Linked DNA regions of Homo sapiens: region 1 is linked to region 2. A link is a loop called in an ENCODE intact Hi-C map of the cell type or tissue named here. Cell type or tissue: Caco-2. All regions are shown on one strand. Each heading gives the region's core, and the rest is flanking DNA. Links, peaks and the distances in the headings are about the cores only.

The links. Peaks named below come from ENCODE experiments on the same cell type or tissue, not always from the same donor. Only the 100,000 strongest peaks of a DNase experiment are listed, where the experiment ranks them.
Region 1: a loop joins it to region 2, with 1.9 times the contacts of the local background. A loop is called at or near these places in 2 of 110 quality-filtered maps.

What each region holds. Positions count from the first base shown.
Region 1 is chr1:172,883,446-172,888,842 of GRCh38, forward strand. It overlaps the pseudogene AIMP1P2. Among named protein-coding and RNA genes, the nearest start is that of TNFSF18, 160 kb to the right of the region's middle. In Caco-2, for the core only: no CTCF peak of the experiment used is centred there; a DNase peak (open chromatin) is centred at 2,827.
Region 2 is chr1:172,974,517-172,979,913 of GRCh38, forward strand. No RefSeq gene overlaps it. Among named protein-coding and RNA genes, the nearest start is that of TNFSF18, 74 kb to the right of the region's middle. In Caco-2, for the core only: no CTCF peak of the experiment used is centred there; a DNase peak (open chromatin) is centred at 2,035.

The DNA.
Region 1 (5,397 bases), core at 83-5,082, 91 kb before region 2:
ATTTCTCACCACCAGAGCCAGTGCCTATGAATTGCTGTGCCTTAGTAAGCGTCAAGTCATCTCTGATTATCAGCTCTCTGCTTTAGTCACTTGACCCTTTTTCACCAGAATGTCTATGGCAGTACATTTTCAAATTGCCCTTTTCTCCCCCCAGGGATGGAGGCACAAAATACCAGGAAGGAAACAGATTCTGCCAGTTACAGAGTATTGACAACACTCTGTCACTCCGAAAAGGCAGACTCAACTCCAGAAAAGTGAGTCTGTCCACAGTTTCAAGTTTCAGTTCTGTTATGTCGTCTCACCACTGGCCAATTTTATGCCAATAAAAAGTGGATTGGCTTTACTGAGTACTTCTACCGTAAATCTAAGCAAATCAGAATTTAAAATATAGAAAAAGGAGACTTACAGCATAGGGGAGATAAATAAATCCAGGGTGGCAGGAGTGTGGGCTTGAACACACCAAACCATTATCTTACTTTCAATTTTGCAGAAAGTTGGCAGGTGCTGAGGGAAGAGGTGCTGAGCAGCTTCTCAGGGGAACACATCTTCCTGAAAGGCCTCCTGCCATTCCTGGGTATGCCCTGAATGAGCTGGCTGTGGAGACACAGACTGTCTGTGGTTCTTAAAAACCTCAACGCAGTTTTCAAAAGGGAAGGGAGTCCCTCCCAGGTCTTAAACAAATTTTGACTGACATTCAAATGTTTTATGCCTTTCTAACACACAGAGGGTCAAATTACCTCCTTTTCCCACAGGCTTTCAAATGGTCATCTTTAGTGTCTTAACAAAACAGTTGTGCATAGCCCAAGCCAATTTTATAAGTAGCAGTGTGGCTCTGTTAGAGTATAACATCCCTGACCATCCAGCTGCAGAATTACACACAGGACACTAAAAGTGTGGAAAATACTGGACTGTAACCCTCCCTTCCCTGTCTCTTTATTCCAGCCAACTCAGATCACCTCTTGGTTGCAGCTTGGAATTTTTGGGAGGTGAGGGGTGGGGTGAAAGAGAGAAACTTTTATTTATAATGAGACTTAAGGTTTAATGTGGAGTAGGAACACTAACTTCAAACATATCAGTTAACTATGTAATGTTTTTGATGAGGAAGAGGCTTTGAGAGAGGAGGAGGAAGAGAGGACAGAAGGACCCAAGTGGTGAAATAGGCCCTAATAAGCAGGAGGTGACGAGAAGCTGAAGATCCAGAATATACAGTCTTTCCACTTCAGAATTCTACCTGTTTGTAAACAGAAGAATTCTACCTGTTTGTAAACAGAACAGAATTCTGTTCTACCCCTTCTTGCTAGGCAGAAAGATCCTACTTAGTTTCCCTCCCTTATGTTTTTGTGTGGTCAAACCTCTGCCTCGAGAATGAAAACCAGTATTTCATTCTAAACTCCTTAGAAACAGTTTTATCTATATAACTCAGCCCAAGATCGTTGGGTCAGTGATACTGAGCTTCCTGCTCACACTTCAAGATACCTAATAAATGCTTGTTTGCTAATGAATACAAGGAAAAGGTCTGAGTATAGGTGTTGAGACTATCAAAAACTGATTCAGAGTTTTGAGCTAAGTACTTGTTAGGAGCAATACTATGCCTGTCTTACTTGTAGTATCTTGCCTTTCCAGAGTGATATTTTGATTGTTTTCATTTTGTACCACATTAATTTGTTTGGGTAATATTTATACATATCATGTTATTGGTGAAAAGAATAAGAGATACTCAACCTTTCTGAATTATAAAATCAATTAATGAGAATATGGCTAAGTAAAGTTGAGATGTTAAAACTTCTTTAGACAATACGTCAGGTTCATTTCTTTCAGAATATCTGCTGTTAGCATGGTGCCTTGATTTAGTGGCCTGATTAGATTCCCCCAGTATCTTACCTTCTCCCTAGCTGGCTGTCCTAGCCTGACCTTTTAAGTCCTGTATTCTCAGTCCTCTTAAGTTAACAGGGGGGTCCCTCAGTCTTCTTTGTCTTATGTTTCTATTGACAAAAAGTATTCCCCATGCTGAAGTCTTTCACATTTTTTTTACTGTAGTTCAGGAAATAGAAATGTAACATGGTCAGTGGCATTGGCTATCTTCCTACTGACCTAGAGAATAACTACTTTCCCAAGGGTGTCATCAGATATGAATGTGCCAGGCTAAGCTAAGATCCTGTGCCTACCAAAACTGTTATGTGGCATTAATCATTTCTGAAAGTGTAAGTAGATCTTTCAGCCAGGACAAGTGCCAACTGACCCAAGTGCCAATACCTTTTGAAGGAGTCTATGAAAAGTATTAAAATTCAAGTGGTCACTGATGAAACTCCAAATAAAGCCAGCATGAAAAGTCTTTAAAATTTACCAGTACTTCCTACAGGCAGGAAAAAGAATGTTCAAACCTGCAAGAAAATGCTTTTCTATTTTGTTTTTATTTTTTAAGGTACAAGTGACAAACGTATTCCTTCGTGATTATTAAAGTTTTCTCTAATGTATTTCAGTAATGGAAGGCTGTTATTTGACTTGATTCCACTGTTGGTTTTGGTTTGAGCCCTGCACACTCCTTTCCCTTTCACCTCAAAGGGAGCTCCTTGGTATGGAGCCACACACTCATTAATAGTGTTAAGATCAGGTTGGATCTGCTCCCAAATCCTCTCCTTATGATTCAGCTCCTTGTTGGGCTCTCCAGGGAAAGCATCAAAAGTAATTCTGTCTCCAGGAATGGGCCCATTAGGAGGAGCCAAGTTTTCAACTTTCTATGGTGAACAAGCACATATCACTATTGCTTGAGATAATACTCACCTTGTGTTTGCAGGTTTCAGGTTTCAAAGTAACCTCTCTAGATTGGGAGCTGTGGGAAGAAGGAGCTTATGCTTTCTTGTTTGCACATCGCCCAGGATAATAGAGATTCTGTAACACAGAGCTGGGGTGAGGATAGGAGTCAGTAATAGAGTGGAGATTGGCTCAAATGCTTCAGACTCTCACAGTTCTTATCAATAATTTTTTTTCTTAAATGAATGTTTTTCAATTTGCTGGATAGCCTTAGGACAATTTCCAGAGATTTTAAGTGACTGTGGGTTTTTAAAAATGCTTCTTCACTAGATAGATGCCTTCCTGTTGGGAACAGATTTCCCTATCATTCTATACTTGGTCCTTGTCATATTTTTAAATTAAATAAATGTGTTATTAATTCTCTGTTATTAATAATAATATTCATGAGTAAGTAACTTCTCTGTGCCTCTTTGGAGTGGCAATTTTGTTTGCCTTGTAAAGCTGTCTGTCTAACCTAGGAAAAACTGATCAAATGTGTACTGATTTAATAGTGAGGGAGTAGCAACAAAGAAATGCTAAATTTTTTAGAACTATGAATTTTGTCAAATAGCCCAGCCTCTTGGACTGTACTGTACTTCATTTTTTGAAATGAACATGATAATCTTGAGCTTATCAAAATGTTAGTGAGAAAAACTAATTGTGAAGTCAATTAAAATAGGGTCATTGAAAGATGATAGAGTCCATTCAGAGTGACTTAGGTTCAAAACCTGGGATTTGTCACCGACTGTGAGCATTTTGTCAAGTTACTTTACCTTTTCAGGCCTCAGTTTCCCTATATATAAGAAGAGAATAATGGCATCTATCTCAATCAAATATTGCTATTAAATGAAATAATTTATACAAATGCTTAGTATGTTGCTTTCCAGGGTAGGGTAAATGTTGTAAAGTATTACTATGTGTATTATTATAATATGTTATTAAGACTAATATTAAGAATAATAAATCATTTAGGCAGAAAATCATACAAGTACCCCAGCTCTATCAATTAAGATGCTTTGGCTGCAAGTAGCAGAAAATCAACTCAAAGTTTCTTTCTTATAAGAAGTCCAAAGGTGAAGGAGTTTCAGGGTTGGTTACACTAATGACTCAGAATTGTTATCAAGCACCCATGTTTACTCAGTCTTTCAGTTATGTTATCCTCAGAGTTTTCCTTGTTGTATAGGATAAATTCTTTTCAAGCCCAAGATGGCAGCTACAGTTCCAGGTATCACAATAGGTTGCAATGTCCATGGGCTGAGAAGGAAATGTCTTCGTCTTTGGTTCTTCCTTAAGAACAAAGATAACTCTTCCAAAAAGTCCCTAGGAGCCTTTTTGTCCATTTTCATAAGGCAAAATTGTGTCATATGCCCCTTCTTAATCCATAATTGACAAGGGAATTTGGATGAACCATGTTGGCTTAATGAAATTAATAAAGATTCACCTTTCTCCTTCAGGGATAGATAGATGCTCAGCCTCCATAAAGCAGCTAGTGTTCTAATATCTGAACACAATTGGGTTTCTAAGAGCACAAAAGGGAAGAAGAGATTTGGGTAGACAAGGTACAGAATTTACTACATCTGGGCTAGAGATTAGAGGACTCAGAGATGAGTAAAATGCCTTATCTTCAAGGAAATTCTAGTTTATTAATAATATTATTACTACAATTATCCATTCCATTAGTCCATTTGTGTTGCTATGAAGGAATACCTGAGGCTGAGTAATTTATAAAGAAAAGAGGTTTATATGGCTCACAGTTCTGCAGGCTGTACAACAGCATGGCATCAGCATCTGCTTCTGGTGAGGCCTCAGGAAAGTTATAATCATGGCAGAAGATGAAGCGGGGAGCTGGAGTATCACATGGCAATAGTGAGCGAGAGAGAGAGAGGTGCCAAAGTCTTCCCTTCCCAAAAGTTCCCCCAAAGTCTTAACTCATCCCATCATTAACTCAGTAGTCCAAAGTCTCATTTGAGACTCAAAGTAAGTTCCTCCAGCTATGAGCCTCTAAAATTAAAAAAAAACAAGTTATATATTTCCAAGACAAAACAATTGTATGTGCATTGGTAAAATAATCCCATTTCAAAAGGGAGAAATTGGACAAAAGAGAAGGACAACAGGCCCCACACAAGTCCAAAACCCAGCAGGGCAGACATTAAATCTTAAAGCTCTAATATCATCTTTGCCTCCATGTCCCACATCCTGGGCACACTGGTGCAGGGAGTAGGACATGGCCTTGGGCAGCTCTGCTCTTTGAGTTTGCCAGGTGCAGCCTCTATGGCTGCTTTCATGGGTTGGAGTCCAATGCCTGTGGCTTTTCCATACTCAGGATGCAAGCTACAGGTGGATCTACCATTCTGGGGTCTGGAAGGCAGTGGCCCCCTTCCCACAGCTCCACTAGGCAGTGCCTCAATTGGCACTCTGTGTGGGGCTGCAACCCCACATTTCCCCTAAGTACTGCCCTAATAGAGGCACTCTGGGGGCACCCTGCCCCTGAGGTAGGCTTCTGCTTGGACACAAAGCTTTCCAATATATCCTCTGAAATCTAGGTGGAAACTGGCAACCTTTCTTCACTCTTGTATTCTGGCACTTGCAGGCTTAACATTTCCTGGA
Region 2 (5,397 bases), core at 70-5,069:
ACTCCATCCACAGGAAAGCAGCATGCTTCATTGACTATTATGGAAGGAGTTTGGACAGGATGATTTTTAAATCATCTCCCAGTCTTAACAGTCTATGTACTTAGAACTTAAACTTAGTGTTAAGGGGAAAAAAAATGAAAGAATTGTTCCCAGTCCCTGTTCCCAATTCTACTTCTAATTTTTTTTATTTTTATTTTTAAAATTCTTTTTATTTTTATTTTTAATTTTGTTTACTTTAAGTTCCAGGATGCATGTGTGGAATGTGCAGGTTTGTTACATAGGTATACATGTGCCATGGTGATTTGCTGAACCTATCAACCTGCCAACTAGGTTTTAAGCCCTGCATGCATTAGCTAATTGTCCTGATGCTCTCCCTCCCCTCACCACCCCTCCTGCCTACAGGCCCACATCCCTCCTGCCTACAGGCCCTGGTGTGTGTTGTTCCCCTCCCTGTGTCTATGTGTTCTCATTGTTCAACTCCCACTTATGAGTGAGAACATGTGGTGTTTGGTTTTCTGTTCCTGTGTTAGTTTGCTGAAGGTGATGGCTTCCAGCTTCATCTATGTACCTGCAAAGGACATGATCTCATTCCTTTTTATGGCTGCATAGTATTTCATAGTATATATATATATGTATGACTTGTACACAGTGACATGCACAGATCTTAAATATATAGCACTTTAGCACTACTCTGATCAAGATAAGAATAACACCAGTCCTTGACAGGCTCCCTTATGCCCCTTCTCAGTCTCTGTCTCCCCAAAGGTAATGTCTATTTTCTACTTTATCACCACAGATTAGTTTTGTCTATTTTTAAATTTTAAAATTTAAAATAACTTAAATATTTTTAAATATATTGATGGACTCATACAATATACACTCTTGTGTCTAGATTTTTTCATGCAGTATACTTCTGTGAGATCCATCCATGTTGTTTGAGTGTAGCAGTAGTTCATTCTTTTTCATTTCTACTTTATATTCCATTGTACAATTATATCACAGCATGTCTATCCTTTCTACCATGAATAAATATTCGGACTGTTTCTAATTTTTGGCTATTGTGAATAAGCTCTTAAGAACATTCTTGTACATGTTTTTAGTTTTCCCAGTTTTCTTTTCTTTTTTTTTTCTTTTTTTTGCACATAAGCACTCGTTTCTGCTGGGTGCATAGCCAGGAGTACAGTTGTAGAGCCACAGGGTCATATTTAGCTTTAGAAGATATTGTCAAACAGTTTCCCAAAGTGGTGTGACCACCAAAACCACCCTCCTCTTGTTTACCCCCTACCTCACTGGCCATTCTTTCTCAATTTTTTTTTGCCAATCCTTCGTAATAGCCCAGTGTTTTAACAAAGAAGTACCCTATTCAAATCCACATCTCCTTTTGGCCTCATCCTCCTTTTCCCTTTCCCTACCTTATTTTTCTTTATATCAATTATAACCATTTATAATAATGTATAATTCGCCAAGGTATTTACTGTCTTTAACCCTGTATATTTTAAGGGGTATAAGCTTCATGAGAACAGAACTTGTGCTACTTTTATTCCCTGATACATTCCCTGTACCCAGAACAGTCTCTGGCACATAGCAAGCACTCAATAAATATTTGATGAATAATTGAGTGATTAACTGAATGGAGGAAATGTTAGGGAAAAATGGTAAGAGGCAGTGGAGAGATATATTCTCCCCCAAAATCTTTAATGAATCGCTAGTATGGATGTAGCCCTGTTTGAACCTGGACATTCTGAACTTTATATGAATTGCATCATCAAAGTTTAAGTTCCAAAGGCAGGTGTCCTTGAGTTCCTGACTGGGACAGAGATGAGTGGAGAGGAATCAAATCCTGAAAAACATCTGGCTTTGTTTTTTGTGGCAAGTGTCAAGGTCCCTCAAAAAAAGTGCCCAAAATAACTTTATAATCACTTTAAACTGAAACGTAAACTAAAGAATTGTGCAGTTTGGCAGCCACTGACGTCACATCATTTCATCCAGTTCTAACCAGAAGCTTCCCAGGAACACAATAGCTGTTGAATCATTAGCCAGGGTGTGTAACTGGAGCCAGCTACCAATCTGGCCTAAACCCTGAGTTATACAATAAAAGTAGTTTGTAAGCTAGACTGAAATCTCTGTGGCCAGAACAAACAGTTAAACTGAAAATTATCACAAGGAAAGGCCAAAGTCAACAAGTTTGGTAGTGACTCAAAAAAAAAAAAAAAAAAAAAAAAAAAAAAAGCAAGGAGCTCTTGGCTTTGGCCCAGGGCAGACCAAGGAAACAGAGGATAGGTGAGAGATGCAGGCTCACATCAGGTCAAGGACAAGGTGGAGGGCACCCAGAATGTTTGATGGCATTCAGTATTCATTTTGCATTCTGTGTTCTTGGAAAGCCAGGGTGCAGCCTGGGCCTCCCAAAGGTATTAGCAGTGTCAGGCACCTGATGGCCTAATGCCACTTACAGAAGCAGATTTCTAAAATCTCACTGGAGATCTAAATCAGGAAGACCAAGAACAGAATGAAGTGATGGGGAAGGCTTTGTTGTTAGCGCTGGAGACTATTTTCAAAATAAGCTGAGTTTATCCAAGATTCTTGGCCATTGAGCAACTTTTTCAAAGGTAATCGAGGTTGGTTGTCCCAACCCTTCTTCTTCTTAAAGTACAAAAAGACATTTGGCCAATAAACCACTACACAAATATTTCTGTTCTTAGGTTTCTGACTATATTTTGTCTTATATGACATACTGCTTTTATGCTTCCTTCTAAATTTTAATTATGAGAAGAGTAGAGCCTATGATTTACCCATCTGTAAATCTTCCCCCAAACCACGACCTCCACCTAGTTCAGGGCTTTGAACATGATAGGAACTCAGTAAACATTGTTGAAATGAATGGAATATCTTTCAAATGTGTGAGGAATCATACTATGTTTAAGGCATATTGAAACTCTGCTATGGTATGATTTCTTCCTCGCAACCACCAGCACAATAGAACCAAACTGGTTTGTCCACACTTCCTGCCCAGGTAACTGGAGGTGAAACTTTTGCTCACCTTAAAATATTTGTCATATTGCCTTAATGTCTTTGCCCACAGAATTAATGGAAATACTTGGGTTTACTGATAATTGATAATTGGGCTTAAAAATATTTGTGTAGTAAACATAGCCAGACTATGTCCTATGTGCCCAAAACATCTCTCAGTGATTAAAAGTATTCTGTTTTGAAAATAAATAAGCATGATGATGCATGCTGGGGTTTGGTAATAATTTGCTACGTTTGGTTCAAATTAGTCAGTTCCTTTCAAAGTCATTGAAGAGTAAAATATGAACTGCCATGCAATGAGGCTGACCTGGAACTCTCACTTCCCCAAGTCATTTCTTGGCCATAGGTCGGTGGTGACCATTTCATGGCCTGTTTGAGGAGAAAGCACTGGAAAGAAGCTTTTTATTGTTGTTTTATTGTTGTCTTCTTCTCTGTTTTATGCCTTTTTCTGTGGTACAATTACCAACGTGTGTGATATCTAGTACTGTCTGTTTAAATATAGTCTCCCTTCTGCTTATAATGTTTTCTTCTTTATAGAGACATTTCTTTTAAAAGTGCTTACACCTATATTTCATCAGTGCTTACACCTATATTTGATAAGATGGGAGTGGAGGAGAAGGAGGAGTGCGTAGAAAGAAAGCTTGTAGTATTAAGAAAAACTATGAGTTTGTAGAATCTCACCTTGGCAGGAAATGGTTGAAGACACTAAAGACACTGATGTGGAATGAGTGAGCTTGCCCTGTTTTGGAATTTTAAAAACTGAAGCTTTCTTTCATATAGTTGCTGGATGTTTTCTTTTTCAGCTGTATGAAATAAATAGTACCACCTTTGTTAAACCCCAGTAATGAACATTGTGATGGTTAATTTTATGTGTCAATTTGACTAGGCTACAATACCTATATATTGAGTAAAACACCAGTCTAGATGTTGCTGTGAAGCTGTTTTTAGATGAGCTTAATATTTAAATCAGAGACTTTCAATAAAGCAGACTACCCCTCATAATGTGGGTGAACCTTTTCCAATCAGTTGAAGGCTTTGAGAGAAAAAGACTGAGGTCCTCCAAATAGGAAGAAATTCTGCCTCCAGGCTACCCTTGGACTCAAGTTACAACATTAAGTCTTCTCGCCAGCCTGCTGACTTACCCAGAATTTGGAATTGTTAGCCCCCACAATCACATGAGCCAATTCCTTAAAATGTCTCTCTCTCTCTCTCTCTCTGCTCTCTCTCTCTCCCGCCCCCCTTCTCTCTCTCTCTTTCTCTCTCACTACATACACACACACGTTTTATTTGTTGTTCTGTTTCTGTGGAGAATCCTGACTAATACAAATACATACCAAAACAAAGTTAGTATTGGACTTCTTGAGGCCAATAATACAGGTATTGTATGCAAGGTAAAAATTAAATAAACCCTAGGTTGCTGAGAGCCATTGCCTTAACTCTGAAAGGAAATGTTAGCCTATTGAGTATTATTTCCTGAAATGTCACTTAGACTGAGAAAGTTTCATCTGGAGCCCCTTCATTTCAGAGAAAGTTGCTCAGATTGCCTTATAGTTAGCTCTACCTTGACTAGAATATAATCTACAAAAAAGTTATTATACATTGATACCTACTATTCACCAGGTATTTTGCATACATTTATTCTTATTTTTATAACAACCCTGCAAGATAATATTGTTATACTCATTTTATAGATGAAGAAATTGCCCTAGTAAGTACTTTGCCCATTGATTTGCCTCAATCATATCAAATGTAAGTATATCAAATGTAAGTATAATGAACTGTGAATTAATCACTTAATCACCACTATTAATTGAAGACATGCTTATATGCACTGAGTATATACTCTACTGGATTATGAAGGATGTATATTTTAGAAAGATTTTCCAAAAGCATGGAAACTGTATGATCAACTCTCAATCCTTCAGAAAAATTAAGCATTACAGTAGTTATAGTTATTTTTCCAGCTGCTGCCTCATCAAAGACCTCCAGTCTCTTACAATCAGCTGCCTAGTTGACATCTCCACTTGATTATATGACACATTAAATCTCAGATTTAACTTGTCCCTGGTTTCCTTCCTTTCCTTATACACCACCTCCAATCAATCAGTCAGTCCTCCAAAGATGCCTGAGTCAGACTACAACTCATTATTTCTCCTGATAGAATTTTAACCCAAACCACCACTTCATTCAAGATTGCCCTAAAAGCCTCCTAACTTGTTATATTAGGTATAACAAGTAATCTAGAGGTGATTTAAAATACATGGGAGGATGTGTATAAGTTATATGCAAATATTATACTACTTTATATGAGGAACCTGAGCATGCACGGATTTTGATATCCACAGTGCAGGGACCCTGGAACCAACCCTT